Regions from separate parts of the Mus musculus genome. Here region 1 is linked to region 2. The links are chromatin loops, found by intact Hi-C in ENCODE. Cell type or tissue: gastrocnemius. All regions are shown on one strand.

The links. Hi-C counts contacts between places; a loop is a spot of excess contacts. Peaks named below come from ENCODE experiments on the same cell type or tissue, not always from the same donor. Only the 100,000 strongest peaks of a DNase experiment are listed, where the experiment ranks them.
Region 1: it touches region 2 in a loop (3.0-fold over the local background); 3 of 42 quality-filtered maps call a loop at or near these places.

What each region holds. Positions count from the first base shown.
Region 1 is chr11:51,814,076-51,822,075 of GRCm38, forward strand. It overlaps Jade2 (jade family PHD finger 2), which reads right to left. Exons shown (of 13, transcript NM_001357588.2): 11 at 7,004-7,121; 12 at 4,422-4,553; 13 at 1-3,625. The coding sequence ends at 2,820. Among named protein-coding and RNA genes, the nearest start is that of Gm30110, 37 kb to the right of the region's middle. In gastrocnemius, CTCF peaks have their summits at 3,871 (motif pointing right), 6,068 (motif pointing right) and 6,974 (motif pointing right); DNase peaks (open chromatin) are centred at 3,425, 3,886, 6,081 and 6,984; H3K27ac peaks cover 311 bases.
Region 2 is chr11:52,342,100-52,350,099 of GRCm38, forward strand. No RefSeq gene overlaps it. Among named protein-coding and RNA genes, the nearest start is that of Gm51894, 12 kb to the right of the region's middle. In gastrocnemius, CTCF peaks have their summits at 1,277 (motif pointing left), 4,364 (motif pointing left) and 6,794 (motif pointing right); DNase peaks (open chromatin) are centred at 1,258, 4,356 and 4,691; H3K4me3 peaks cover 597 bases; H3K27ac peaks cover 548 bases.

The sequences.
Region 1 (8,000 bases), 530 kb before region 2:
CACGGGAGAGTGGCCTCAAGGGTCTTACTACAGAGATCACGGATTGTTATGCAGAGCTTCAGGTATGGGCAAAGGGTGACCTTACATGACAACGGTGAGGAAACCCAAAGTCTAACCTGCTGCCATATTCCTGTAGAATCAGGCAGTTGAATCTCTAGAAACCCCAACAAGTTTCATAGGGTACCCATGCATTGCACATACACCTGCACAGCACTCTGCTACACGCACGCACACAGTCCGACACCCATGCCCGGGAACCTGGGTGGTTGGCTTCTCCAACAAACCTGAGGCCCTTAACTCACTCTCTCGCCTTTCACAAAATCAGAGCCCATTTAATAAAGTAAACGAGCATTCTATCTTTCTTTTACTTGTTTCAAAATACACTTATGATACAGAAAAATACTTTCCTTGCACATTAGCCTGTATCCTGTGATGAGGAAATGAGGTGGAAGGGGTACGTTAGCCAGAACGAGTCACAGAGTCCTTTCTCCCTCTCTAGAGAGGGGTTGTGGGTGAGGGCAAGAGTGGGCATTGCCTCAGGCCTGGAAAAGGTGCCTTGGTCATAGTGTGGCAAAACCATCTACACCCGAGACAGTGTGGCCTGGGAGGAACTAGGGAGAGGTTATGGGACATCCGCATCCTCCCTGCAGCCTGATGGACATCTTAGGAGTGGAGACAGCTGCTGGATGAAGACTGCCGTGGGCTCGGTCTACTGAAGGGGTCACAGACAACAACTGGGCTTCCCTCCCTCCCCCTGCAGCGTTTGATTGTTCTTTAAGCCCCCATGCCCTTCGTGTCCCACAGGTCAGACCACCAGGCAGTTCAGCAGATGAAATTGCGACCCGAAGTGACTCAAAGCACAGGTGAGAGGAAGGTCTGTTCAGAGGCAGTAAACAAGAGACGGGGCGGGGGATGCCGACGTCGACTGAGTTGTCACTACTACCGAGACGGGCAGGCAGACTAAGTCTATGTGGTAGCCGATGCCATCCGGATGCCCAGGATCCTTGGAGCCCACCCCACGCCCTCGGAGTCCATTTGGATAAGACACGTGTGTCCAATCCCCAAACTGAAGTCATTAATCTTTGCTTCTGATTTTGCTCAAACTCACTGTCGTACCTTGATAGTTTTGGAGTCGAGGTGGGTGAAGGTCCCGTGTGTTTTGCTCTTTGTGTATCTAAGTGGTGGCAATGGGGGAACCACGCTGGATTCACAGTCAGGGTTCTCCCCCCCTCAAAAGGGGGAGGGAGTCCTCAAAGTTTAGGACCACACTCACAGCGGCTCAGCCCAGGGACCGTAAACCAACAGCAGCAGCAGCAGCGGCGGCCTCCTCTGAGGCCTTGGGCCCTTTCTCTGTAGGTGTGTGCAATAACCGAGTCTCTGAACTTTGTTGCTAACCAATTCCTTTGAAGAGGAAGTTCAAGTCGACAGTTGTCAGGTCCGGGCTGTGCTGTGTATTATGGTCAAAAGATTCTTTGGCATTCTCAGAATGATTCGACTGGTTCACTGGACTTTTGCAAGGTTCTGGTTGGAGAAGTTCTGGCTTTCCCAGTGGCAGAAGTGACCCAAGAGTAATTCATAAAAGAAAAAAAAAAATGTTTTCACGGAATTCCTTTGTTCCCTGAGCTATCTATCACCCTGGGGCCACTCCATCAAAACTCTTCAGTACTACCTGGGGGCTTGGAGGAGGAAGGATTTGGGAAGGAGTAGGAAGGGGGGGCGTACAGTAGGGAAGGAAAGGGGTTAAGGCGCTAAGGGACAGAGTAATCCAGGAAGATCCAGCAACATTCAACCAGCCACAGCAGGCCAGCCTCGGCCTGCCCTGGGCCCCGGGATCCCACTACACTTGTTGGAAGGATGTTTCCACCAGGAAACCGAAGAGGAAGCTCATCTCTTAGCAGGACTAGGAAACGTCAAAAGGCAAACGGTCTGGTCTGGCCAGCTCCATAATGGAGACGGCAAGACTGTGGCCGAGACTGGCCCCAAAGGAAGAAAGAAGGAAGTTAGAGCCCCAGAGTGATTCTCTGCAGTGGGCTGATCTGAGCCCCAAGTCCCGGGCTGGGCACTGGCCCTCCCTTGGAGCCCTCCACCTGTACACGGGGAGGACCGTTTGGGGAGTCCCCTGAGTAAAGAACACAGCTCAGGAAGGATCCAGGGAACCCTTTCTCAGAGCTGCTTGGGCTGGGCACTGGCAGGGACAGAGCAGCAAGGGAGGAGGGGTTGCGGGCGGGCGGGAGGGCGGGCCTCAGATGGTGTGGGCTACTCAGGAGCCAGTGGGCCCCCTGCGCCCCCTCAGTGCTTTCTCATAGAGACTCGTTGTGCTTGTGACAGTGAATAGACTGGCTGGGTATCACTTGTTATATACTTCCTTACGGATCAGCGGAGTGCAGCAGGACACCTCCCCACCCAAAATGGACCCCAGTGCAACCTGGGGGGACAAGGCGGGGCAGGCCCTGGGATGGCCCATCTGCCATGAAATAATGCCCAAACGACAGTCTGTGTCACCCAATGGCAGTGGGCAGGAGCCCTGAGCTCTCTCCCTCACCTTGTCTACATCAAGCCAGAAGCCCAGCGATGTGGCATGGGCTGGGACCGGGGTGGCACATAGAACCTGGTATAGTCCCCCGTGGCCGGGGCCACGGGAGGAATCCTAATGTCCTAGGCCAGCACAGAGGAAAGACAACGGGGTGGAATTCAGAACTCTCTCTATATTAAAAATAAAACCACGACAGAGTGGTGGGTCTGAGACACTCAGCAGTTGGAAATGGCAGTTGTGATTGGGCTGAGGCCTTGTAGGGGGACCAGGGCAGGGCCTGGGTGAATTAGGAGGCCAGCACCCCCATGCGAACCACCTCCTCTGCCCCTGCCTCCCTGGAAGCTCGTTGTACCCCACTGTCCTCTGCCTCTACCTCAGAATCGCTCATCTCCTCATCAGAGAAGTAGCCGTCAGCCTCGGTGTCAAAATGCAGGCTGACCTTTGGCCTCTCGGCCACAGCAGACGGTAGTCCTGTCCCAGCATCGGATCTAGCACCCGGAGATTTCCGACTGACCTTCATCTCTCGGGGTGGCCGGAGCCTGCCCAAGGGTTTGGGGCTCACTGTAGGGCCAGGCACTTGGACATTTAAGTCGGAAGCCATGGGGGCTGTCTTGTCTAGTATCTCGGAGGCCAGTGGTGGAGGGCTTTCCAGTGTTGCTGGGACTGGACAGTCCCCAGCTGCAGGGCTGGACGGCAAATGAGAAGACGTCCTCCGTGGTGGCTTCCTCATGGGTGGTCCTTGCGTCCCCTTGCCATCCTGGGCCCAGGCCTTCTTGGGTTGCTTGTCTGGAGTGGTCCGTGCACTGGGCCCATCCTGCAGCGGGGATGGTTTCTTCTTGGCAGGCAGGCGAGTGCGGCCTCGGGCCTTTCTGGCAGGGTCACCAGGTCGTAGCGAGGGGTCCCTCATGAAGCTGAGCAGCGTCTCCTCATCTTGTAGCAATTCCTCTGACAGCAGACCTGGAGCAGGATCCTCCCGGTGCCCACTGTTCAAAGACCACTCGCTCATGGCCATGTCCTCTGCTGTGATCTGAACCGACTGTGCCAACCAGCTGTTGAAGAAAGTGCCGTCGATGGGGAACGAGGTGGATAGACCTGATGAATGGGAGACAGGAGGCAGGTGAGATGCCACAGGTGTGTGAGCTCAAGACAACCGACCCACCCAGGCAAGCCATCCTGTTCTGTCCACGCATCCCACCAGTGCCACCAAGTAGCAGAGGCCAGCCCCTGCTCACCAGGTTGGCTGACCCCAGGACCAGCTTTTTAAATTGTGGAGTGGAAAGGAGGAAGTGGTGAGTTAGTTCCTTGTTCAAACAGTAAGCATTTCAGTGGCAAGAGCAGACCGGCCAGCAGGGGGCGCTGCATCTTTACAGGCAGTGCCTCCAACAGCCTGCAGGAAACACCTGATAGAGCGAGCTCCCAGGGTGGCCAGGACCTTCAGTTTTGGGCCCGGTTTTACTGAGATAAATTGTGGCAGTGACTAGGGAACCTGATGTCACTTTTCTTGGTCTCTGGGTGGCTCAAGAAAGGTCAGCAGGTTTGTGTGGCTGGGTTGAGGGGGCAAGGCACAAAGAGCGGTGGAGACTCAGGAAGGGTGGAACAGGGATAAAGACCTCGCGAGCAGTGTAGTCCTGCCCACTCAGCATAGAGGTGATTTCCAGGGACCTCTGGGGGCATCCAGCACCCTGGCAAGGGCAGCTCCAGAGCTGGCAGAGCTCTATCTAGCCAGAGTGTCTTGGGATCTCTTGTGCGTGAGACGGAGCCACTGTGAGCCCTGGAAGAGGAAGGGCCTAAGCGGTCCGTCTCTGCTTCACGCTGCTTGGCCCTCTTCTGGGTGAAGTTGAAAATGGTAAAGTCAGCGTCTGCCAGGACACAAGGGCCCCTCACTTACCCAGCTGCCCCAGCACAGACTCGGGCCCAGCCTTCACTTTCTCTTTCTTCTCAGGGCTGCTGCCCTTGGGACCCTCTCGGCCTTTCCTTTTTGAATCATTCTTCTTGCCCTTTGACCTCCTCCCAGAAGGCTCTGTGTTGGAGAAAGAGTTAAACCTGAGTGGCTGCCTATGGGTCGTCTATCAACTGGGTCTACCAACAGTGGTACCAAGGTCAGAGTCAGTGTGGCAGAAACCGGGGCAGCGGGGGCAGCCCACAGCTCTATGAAGGATAGAGGAAGGCATAATAAGTCCTTGTGGGACCTAGACTTCAAAGTGCACTACGAACTGGACTACAAACCCCACAGACCCTGGAGAGTTCTACTGAGTGGAAAAGGTGACTGGATGCTATATGGACCAAATGCTAGGGTAAGGAGCTGGACATAGGGCAGAGAATCGTGATGTGGACATAAGAGGCTTAGACTCTGGGCCTGACACCACAGCCAAGCTCCTTGCCTCAGCCTCCAGTCCTGTTTGTGCAGCCAAGCACAAGACAGGAGGTGCGGGTTCTGTATGTGGTCCTTTGCCCTTTGGTCTGCAAAAGATGAGTCCCCGGCTGCTCAGCAGGGGCAGGGAGGCAGGAAGGCTTCTGGGAATAATGTCAAAAGAAGGCAGAGCTCTGTGTTCTGAGCTCTTCTCAGTCCCCAGAGCCTCTAATTAGACCTCAGTCTCCCGGCCTGTAACTCAGACCCCACACCTAGTATTACAAGGCCCCTAGACCGTCCATGTGTCACCCTGGTTACAGCCTTACATGTTTGTCTCACCCTGGTTACAGCCTTACATGTCTGTCTCACCTTGGTTACAGCCCTCCATGTCTCACCCTGGTTACCCTACAGCCTCCTTAAGCCCCTCTCTCCTCCATGTGCATCAACTTTAGGCATTGGCAATGCAATGCTCTTAACAATGGTTCCTACTCACAAGGAGCTTGAAGGGTCCTCAGACTCTAGGTTAGGGTGCAGACCCTCTGGTGTATAGGAGACCATGACAGAAGGTGCTATTCCTACCGTGCTGCCCTCAGCCTCCTTGAACACTGACACTTGTGTGTGGTCTCTAAGTACAGTAGAGTTCCCCTCATCGCTTCCACCCCGTGTGCCATGATTGACTGCACAGCCTGGGACCCCACTTTCCTCTCTTCTGGACTTGGGTAGGCTTCATGACTGTCAGTTCCATGGGGCCGTGACCTACGCTGACCTCTGTCATTAGCAACAGTCATTTTCTTCTCTCTTTTTGTCCCCTTTGATTACGCTGGGTTTGACTCCCAGCACCTGCACGGTGGCACGTGACCATCTGTAACTCCAGTCCCAGGGGATCTGACCTTCATAGGCAGACACCAGGGACACATGTATCACATGTACAAATATGCAGACAACACCTATGTAAACTAACTATGTGTAAGAAAGTGGTTCTTACATAGTCCAGGATGGTCTCGAACTCTCTAAGTAGCAGTGCATAACCTGGAATTCTTGATCTTCCTGCCTCTACCTCCCAAGGGTTAGAATTAGATGTGTGTTTGCACCATCTGGTTTTAGCCAGTGCTGGGGATCAAACCCAGGGAGGCTTCATGCCCTATAAAGTAAGCTACATTCCCAGTTCCTCAGAGGCCACAAGAGGGCGCTGGATGCCCTGGAACTGGAGGTATAGACAGTTGTGAGCTACCACATGGGTGCCAGCAATTGAAGCCATAGCCACTGGAGGAGCAGCCAGTACTAAATCCCTGAACCTCCAGACCCCCTCCTCTACAGGTATGTACTGCCACACTTGGCTTTGATGAATGCTGGCGATCCCAAAGGGTAAATGGAGCAACTCAGCTACGGGCAGAAAAGGGGCAACCATTCCCTCTGAAGACTCGCAGCAGCACTCCCTCCTCTTCTCACGTCCCAGAATGACCCACAAGCTGAGTCGGTAGCGGCAGGCATATCTCCAAAGCTCTCTCTACCTAGCTGCCTTCTGCTGTGTATGTTCAACGTCTGAGTGTAAATAATGTTCCTGTGTGGGGGGGTGCGTGTTAAGCTTATCTTCCCTTCACATGTCCAGACTCCATAACTATCCAATTAAGCCAATGTCAACACCTTTGCTCCTGGTTTCTCGATCTGCTAAATGCATGTTATACCTAAAGGATAGAAGACACATCTGATCAGAGCCTGAGTTTCATCACATGACACCACAGAGAGGGCGACACAGCCACATCTCCACACAGCTGCCTTCCTGAAGACTGAACCCTACGCTTACCAGGGTTCAGGGGAGCTGGCCAGCTCTGACCTGTCTTGAGCCCAGCAGAGTCAGGAAGACTGTGGTCTGCACCTGTCCTTGTGCAAGCTAAGCCACTGTGGATGGAACTGGGCTATCCCAGTGATGCCCCTGAGGGTAGAGGCTTGAAAGCCACAGTCCAAACTCTGTTTTCTCGCCTATCAGCACAACCACGGCCTTCACTGGTTCCCACGTGGATCTGTTATGTCCGTGAGAAGGAACCTGACTGAAGGGTTCTGGTCCCAGGCCCTTCCAGGCCGCATAGACACATCTTCCCAGCAGGGGGCGCCGTGCCTACCTCTGCAAAGGTCTTGCTCAATAAGTTTCATCTGTAGATGGAATATCTGCTCCTGAAGTTTACAGATGGTGTGTTTCGTTCTCTCCCGTCTTGTCACCATGTAGCACAGGTTCCTTACCTGAAGGGACACAGGAGAGATTTCTCACCTCACCTACTGCTGGCCATCTCAAGGGGCCTCGCCGCTGGGAAAAAAAGCAGTGTTTTGAACACCAGCCACTGCTGCTGCCTCCCCTCTGCCTTAAGACAATTGAGAATTCACCCCGAAACCCTGAGCATGCAGGGAGTATCTGGTCTCGAGCTGGCAACCCTCTCTTCCTGCCTAACACCCGCCTTTCCCAGCAAAGCAACTCTGCAGCAGATACAACCATCATGGCAAAACGCAGGCATGTCCCAAGGCACAGGTATCACTGTACTTTCAAATGAACACAATCTGGCAAAATAGCTTTTCCAAGTCTACCTGCTATCCCGGGACCTGAGCCAGGGCCTTGCCCCCTGGGCCAATGCTCCCATATCCACAGCAACATGATGCCTGACTTTATAAAGGACAGCAGCCCCTGACTCCCTTGGGCCAGCTGGTTAGAGTCCCTACAGTAGGCTTTGAAGTCATCTGGCTTAGCCCAGAGGACGGGCACACATTCTTCAGGTTGGCTGGCAGGATATGAAGTGGACCTGTCACTGCCTGTTCAGGGTTCCTCTATCCCCTAAGGACTGCTCTCTCACATACTTCCAGGCTTCAGCCCTGGAGACGCTCCCTCCATCTGGTATCACCTTTGGGCTCATGTGGAGTTTTCCAGAAACAGGGACAGTTACTGACCATAGCTGCTCAGCCTGGATCCTATTCCCACTCAGGCCTCCCTTTACACAGTTGCCAGGTGGTCTTCAGGTCTTACTTAGCTGCCTGAGTTACCTTTAATTAAGAGCTTCTCCTTCCAGCCAGGTGTGGTGGCGCACGCCTTTAATCCCAGCACTTGGCAGGCAGAGGCAGGCAGATTTCTGA
Region 2 (8,000 bases):
GGTCTTACACGTAGCCCAGGGTGGCCTTGAACTCATGGGGATCCTCCTGCCTCAGCCTCCCCAGTATTAGTGTTAGGCATAAGTCTGCCCAATGGTTCATGCTCAGCTCAAGTCAGTGTTTTGGCGTGTGTGTGTGTGTGTGTGTGTGTGTGTGTGTGTGTGTGTGTGTCCTTAATTCTTATTGTGAAAGAGACATAGCTCGTTTGGGCAAGATACACAGCCTTGTTTTGCACATTATATAGAGAGGCTCCCAGGCCTCCCTGCTGAGTCCTTGGCCAGTTAAAGTAAAGCAGGCAGAAGCCTCCTGAGGACCCATTTCTCACTTTGGAGATGTCATAGTGAACTCTGGGTGCTGCCGTCAGAGAAGACATCTCATTGATGAGCAAAAGATAATATGGAGAGCCCAACCTGGGCCTTTTTGGGGGTTCCCCTGGCACTGGAAGGGCTGTGATGACACCATTTGCTTTCCCCCTGGCTGTCGTAGGTGTGTGGGCAGGTGCTTTGGGAGGAGGGGGCTCTGCAGCACATCCGCCCACCCCACTGATTCCACAGGAGCAGAATTGAAAACACCCCTGAGTGGACATCTTGGTAAAGCCACGAGTGAACAGCGAGTGGGGGCGTACACCTGTAATCCCAACACTTGGGAGGTAGAGGCAGAGGCAGGTGCTTCTCTGTGAGTTGGAGGCCAGCCTGGTCTACAGAGTGAGTCCCAGGACAGCTAGGACTACCCAGAGAAACACTGTTTCAAAAAACAAAAACAAAAACAAAAACAAAAGCAAAAAGTCACAAGTGGAGCCAACCAGGTGTCTATGGTGCACAGCTGTAATCCCAAAACTTGGGAGATAGAGGCAGTCGGATCAGGAATTCAAAATCAGGAGGTCAGCGTGCAATACACGAGACACTAACTCATAAAAAGCCAAATAGGATGACGGGATGTCAGCAAGAAAAGGGGCTTGTCCCACAAGCCTGGTGACCCGTGTTCCATCCCCCCAAACCATGCAAAGGTGGGAGGGGAAAATTGACTTTAGAAATTCCTCCGTCTTCCGCAGGAGTTCTCCATGCCCCCTCCTCCTCCCCTCCCTCTCCCTCTCCTCCCCTCCCCCCCCCATAGTAGTTATAAAATTCTTAAAAAGCTAAACAAACAAACAACCCACCTCAGTGGCCAGAGGCTAGTGAGGACTCCCAGGTTCACCCTCTCTCTTACCGTTTGGGCACCAGGAAGAAGAAATCCCTTCTCTTTGGTCATCTTCTAGCGCCACCTGGTGGCCAACTTTTCAAATAGCAACGGCGCTTTCAATAGACTTGGTCAGAGGGAGCTTCAACAAATGCAGTCAAGGCAAAAATGGTCTTTGGGGCAAGGGCCAGCTATGGTAGCGCTTCCCCCAGATGATTTCAACATGAGCCAGGGTGGAGAGTCGCTATGATACCATAGGTAGGTTTTTTGTTTCTCTAAACACCAGCAAGGAAGGGTGAGTGCGATGGATGGGAGACACCCCAGGCGCCTTCCACAGAGCTTTACTTCGCTGGTGTGGAATCTCCCTTCATTGCTAAGGGCTCAGAGGCCTTCAAACCAGTGGACAGTGACCACCGGAATGGAGCACCGCGCAGATCACCCACGGAGCCCATGATAGACCCTCACATCATTGTCTGTGCTGTTTCACTAATTCCCAGTTTTCATTCAGAGCCTTTATTAATTTATTTTATGTCTTTATTTTTGGGCTAATATCTTGTCCTGTTATTTAACGTGGTGTGTGTGTGTGTGTGTGTGTGTGTGTGTGTGTTAGTCACACGTGAGCATGAGCACATTTGCCCTGGCATAGATGTGAAGGGTCAGGAATCAGCCCTGTCCTACAGTGTGTTCTGGGGATTGACCTCAGGCCCTCAGGCTTCTGTGGCAAGCACTTTACCCACTGGGCCGTCCTGTCAGCCTTACTTTGAGCCAGGGTCTCTACTGAATCTGGAGCTTATCGGTTCAAGACCAGCATATCTTTCAGAGAATACAATTTAATTTACTATGTATAACATAGTTAAGTTGCTGGCCCCAAATATCCTTCTGAAAAACAAATGTCCTAGTATCTGGTACTTTTTATCTTTATTTTTCTTTTCTTTTTTTCTTTCTCTTTTTTTTTGTTTATTTTTGTTTATTTTTTGTGGATTTTGTTGTCATTTTGTTTTGGAGAAAGAGTTTCTCTGTAACAGCCCTTGCTGTCCTGGAACTCTATGGACTAGGCTGGCCTTGAACTCACAGAGCTGCCCCCTCACCCCATGGCGTTCTGATATAAAACAAATGTGCCACCATGCCCGGCCCTTGTGGGTTTTTTTTGTTTTGTTTTTGTTTTTGTTTTTGAGGCAGTGGTCTCACCACGTATCTCTGGCTGTCCTGGAATTCACTCTGTAGATCAAGCTTGCCTCACTCACAGAGATCTGCCTTCCTCTGCCTCTGCCTCCCCAGAGCTGGAATTAAAGGTGTACACCACTAGCAGTGGCTAGCTAGAATATTGTTATTTTTATGTTTTAGTTATTTGTTTGTCTGCTTATATATTTGGTGGTGGTGGGAGGGTTTGGGTCTACATGAATATGAAAATCAGAGGACATTTGGGACCCACCCTTTGGATTCCAAGGAGTAAGCTGATCCCAGCTGTCAAGCTTGACAGGAAGCATCCCTACCCACTAAGCCACCCCACCACCCCTACATTTGTTTCTTTATGCTGCTCTGAATTAGCACACATTTGGTGGTCCAAAGAAACACCATTTTGAGTCAGGAGTGTTGGTACACACCTAGAATCCCAACCCTTTCGAGACAGGAGCAAGAGGATGACCAAGGCCGCTCCGGGCCACATTAAGTATGAGGCCATCCACGCCTATAGCCTGAGACCCTGTCTCAACAAGACCAAACAATATTTACAGTGCTGGCAGCCAGAAACCTAAAATGGCTTCCCTGGGTAGGCACAAAAGTGTCGTCAGGCAGGCTTCCTCCCTGGCTCTCAGGGATATCCTTATGTTTGTCTTCTTCAGCCTGAGGAGTTATGGTTCCTGCCATGTAGCCTCTTCCTCCAACTTCAAAGCCAGCAGGTGACGTCTTCTCTTGTCACTGGAGCTTCTTCAGAGCAGGCGCTCCTGTCTCCCTGTGTGAGGACACAGATGAGTAGACACGGGGGCGGTCCCATGAGATAAGGAATTCCTATTGCCTCTGGGTGAGGGGGTAGCACACACTTTTAATCCCAGCACTGGAGAGGCAGAAGCAGGTGGATCTCTGGAGGCTCCTGGTCTACAGAGCGAGTTCCAGGACAGTCAGAGCTACATAGAGAAGCCCTGTCCCAAGGAATCCAAAGAAGAATTCCCATTGCCTCCATGTGGTCTATCACATGCAACACATCGATCCCCTATCCATAGTGATGTAGTGCAGGCACACCCACTGAACTGCTAGTAACGGAAAAATAGAACGCACGGGGTGCTGGAGAGATAGCTCAGTGGTTAGGAGTGCTTGCTGCACGTGCAGAGAGCAGAGCTTGGCTTCCAGAACCCATATCTCTGGCCCCACACTCCATCATGGCTGTTAAAGTCGATCTCTGTCTGTGCCATTCTATCTTAGTCTCTCAGTTGTCCCCAAGACCATACTTCTCACTTCACAGAGACATCATCTCTCTCTGAAGCCTGATCTCCTGGAAGGAAGGCAAGGACTTTGGCATGCCTGGTCCCTCCAAGGTCCGGCACAGAGGCCTGCCCATGCCCCCCCCCCCCAGCATTATCCCTTGATTGGCTTCAGGAAGGTAAGGTTTATTCTGGTTTGAGGGTACTCCGTTGTGGTGGGGAAGGCTTGGGGGCAGGAGTGTGTGGATTCTAGTCACACTGCATCTGCGGGTAGGAGATGGGAAGGGGTGCCAGTGGTCGGTTTGCTCTTTCCTTTCCTCCTGTTTGATTCAGTCTTGCCCTCCCCCCCCCCCCCCGCGTCCCTGCCCCCAGTCATGGGATGGTACCGCCTACATCCAGGGTCTTCCCTCCTCTGTGCAACCGCCACACACGGGTGTGTTTCCTAGGTGATTCCAAACCCAGGCAGGTTGACAATGAAGATTAATTATGACAGCCTCCTACACCCAACCTGTGAAGATCAAAAATACCTCAAGAGGTTGCTAAAATGCTCCCCAGAAGCAAGGACTGAATCTCCTTTGGGATCGGGTCAGAGAGCCATCAGAACACGCTATTGGGGATGAAAGGCAACCCTAATCGTTTTCTTACTGGCCCCACTTTCCTCATCAGGAAAAAAGTGCACTGATGCCTGCAGGAAAATGAATTTTCTTCAAGAGATCACACAGGCTTCCAAGCAAGCAACCTGGGGTGGTGCTGCCACCTCTTGGTGAGTGGGTGGAAGTACATCCGTGGGCGTGGTTGGCAAGCTATTGCTACCTAGTAAGAGCCTCTCTATCTCTGCCAGGGAGCCCAAGTAAAGGCCAGGCAGAGTGGACAGAAATAGAGGAGTCAGCAAACACAGGGAATTTTATATCAATCAGTGGTGTTGAGAAGAAACCTGGTCTAGGTTCAATTCGCCCCTTTTCCTGTATCATTATGTATCTCCGACAAGAAAAGGACACCAAGAGCGATTTGCCCCACAATAGCTGCCCTTGACTAGATTGGTGGGCGTCCCAGAGGCTGTCCCCTCCCCCAAGATTGGCCTCTGTGGAAATCAGGAGGGTGGCGCAGCCAATGGTCGCACCTAGATCCGCCATCTTCCCCAGAGGCCACGCCTCCTCCGCCCTTTCCCCAGTTACAGCTAGAAACTCAGCTTCAGTCCGTGAAGTCTACGATTTCCACTTCATCTAATTCATTTGACCCACTGCCACCTTCATCTTAAGCCCGGCTTCCCTGGGACTGTACTTTAGTCTTCCATGACTCTGGCTGCAGTGTTCATGGGGCTGTATTCAGCTGTGTTTGGCTACGCCTAGAATCTTCTATGAGACTGCTACAGATTACATTCCTGTAGCATTCCTCTTTGGAGGAAAATGGGGTGAAGACGCTGCTAGGGGCCTTTCTCAGCTTCTTTTTAATTTTGATTTTCTTCTTCCTCTTCCTCTTCCTCTTCCTCCTCCTCCTCCTCCTCCTCCTCTTCTTCTTCTTCTTCTTCTTCTTCTTCTTCTTCTTCTTCTTCTTCTTCATGTATTTATTTATTATATGCAAGTACACTGTAGCTGTCTTCAGACATACCAGAAGAGGGCATCAGATCTCATTACAGATGGTTGTGAGCCACCATGTGGTTGCTAGGATTTGAACTCAGGATCTTCAGATGAGCAGTTGGTGCTCTTAACCTTAACCTCTGAGCCATCTCTCCAGCCCTTTTTTCTTCTTCTTAAACATAGTCTCATTGCATAACACTGACTGGGCTAGAACTTGCCATGTAGACCAGGCTAGCCTCAAACTCAGAGATCCAACTGCCTCTGTCTCCTGAGTGCTGGGTTTAAATGTGGGTCCAGTCAGTCTTCATTTTTGTTTTGTTTCGCTTTGCTTTTATGAGAAAATATCTCACGTGGTCCAGACTTCAACCTTTCTCTGACCTTGAACTCCTGATCATCCTTCCTGTACTCCAGAGTGCCTGGGTCACAGGCATGTGACACTGTGGCCAGTCTTTACATGCTATTTCTACGGCATTTTGAGCAAAGTCTATCTAATCCTTTGATTATTAGTTTTGCAAGGGCAGCGGCGGCACCCGATTCTCCCATATCCTGTTCTGGCTCAGTTCTTAGTGCTGGGGAGCAAGACTTTCAGTGGAAGCTGAGTGAGCGAGGGACATCTGAGGGAGAGGGACAGGACAGAAGCTGAGAGATGTCCGGGCATAGGTGTGCTTCCTCCTACCATGCAGGTCCCAGACCCTGAAGAAGGTACAGGGCTGTGGTGGTTTAAATGGGAATGGCTGCCAACAAGGGTGAGCACACACACACACACACACACACACACACACACACCTGCACATATGCCCCTGCACACACACTAAATTGTTGAGGTTTGGTTTTGGTATGTATTGTAATACTAAATACTGGTTCCCAGGGACAAGAGAATCTGCACACACATAAGAGATACCATGTAATCTTGCTCCCCAAGTTATCCCTGATTGGTGAATAAAGATGCCTACAGCCTATAACTGGACAGAAGAAAGATAGGTGGGGTTTGGGTTCCCGGGCTTGGAGTCTGAGGAGAGACCACAAGGAGGGAGTCTTAGATGGAGAGAGGGAAGATACTATGGGATAAATGAGTCATGAAAATATGGCCTTGAGGGCTGGCCAACTGGAGTTAAGAGCAGCCCAGATGGAACATGACAAGTTATAACTCGGGGTTATTGACAGGGAAGTAGATATAAAAGCTTAAAGGGTAGATATTTGCCCAGCTGTAGTGCATTAAGGGCTTATTATAAATATAAAGGTTGTGTGTCGGGGGCTGGAGAGATGGCTCAGCGGTTAAGAGCACTGACTGCTCTTCCAGAGGTCCTGAGTTCTATTCCCAGTAACCACATGGTGGCTCACAACCATCTGTAATGGGATCCAATGTCCTCTTCTGCTGTGTCTGACAGCTACAGTGTACTCATATAAATAAAATAAATACATCTTAAAAAAAAAAAAAAAGGTTGTGTGTCTTTTATCTGGGAACTGAATGATCACAGGCAGGGTAGGAACCCCCAGTTGAGATTGAATACTTACTACAACACTAAATATTTAGAAATACTAATTTATTTTTATCTTATATGCCTGAACATCTTGCCTGCATGTACATAAATGCCCCATGTGTGCACCTAGTCCCTGAAGAGGCCAGAAGAGGGCGCCAGATCTCCTGGAACTGGGGTGTAGATGGTTGTGAGTCACCATGTGGATGCTAGGAACAAAATCTGGGTCCTCTGCGAGAGCAACAAGCGTTTTTAACTGCTGAGCCATTTCTCTAACCCCATAAAAGAATGTGGCTTGTTGTTGTTGTTGTTGTTGGGTTGTTTGGGACAACCTCTCTACTATGCAGACCAAGCTGGCTTTGCTCAAACTCAGAGATCCATCTGCCTCTGCCTCCCAAGTGATGGGATTAAATACATGTATCTTCACACCCAGCCTAATTTTTTTTTTTAATATCCTGAAGCTCTCAGAATGGTGGGGCATGCACTTAGGATGCTGAGGCAGGGCAAGGTCTAGTTCAAAGCCACCCTGGATACAGAGGGATCCTTATTCCCAAGATAGGAAAGGAGAAAGGGTTCTGAAATGTCTTTTCACACAGGCCGAGTGTGGCGATGCACGCTTGTAGTCCCGACACTCCATAGGCAGAAGTATTGCCACAAATTAGAGGCCAACTGAGCCACGCAACTCGGGCCTCAAAAGGCTAAACCACTAGAGGACACCGCAGAATGTAGAGCTGAAAGCAGCCACACTCTGACTTTCTTTCCTTTTCTCTTGCTAAGGGCGCACTCTCCTCTGGGCCGGCTGTTCTCAGGGACCTTGAGGGGCTTTGGGTGTGTGTGTGGAGGGGGGGTTTGTGAGTAACGGCAACACTCATGGTAGAAGTGGAGACCCTCAAACAGGGCCACGGTCCACCTGCAGCTACCCAGCCCTCCTCCCAGGCCTCCCAGGTATGAATCCTTTGAGAATCTACTTCTCTTCACTTCTCTTGGCCAAGTTGGCCACAGTGGCAATCTCCTTCAACCCCAGCATCCCAGAGGCAGAGGCAGATAGATCTCTGTGAGTTCAAAGCCATTCTGGGAGTTCTAAACTAGCCAGGGCTATGTACTGAGGTCCTATCTCAAAAATAAAATAAAATTAAATAATAATTAAAAAAAAACAAGAGCAAAACAACAACAAAAAAACCATTAACAACAAAACACAAAATTGGGACTGTTTTGTGAGACAGGGTGCTCAGGCTAGCCTGGGACTCACCTTGAGCTCCTGATTCTCCAGTTTGTACCTCCCAAGTGCTGAGATTATAGGAATGTGCTAGGTTTGTTTGTTTGTTTTTATGACCGCATCTCATTCTGTTGCCCA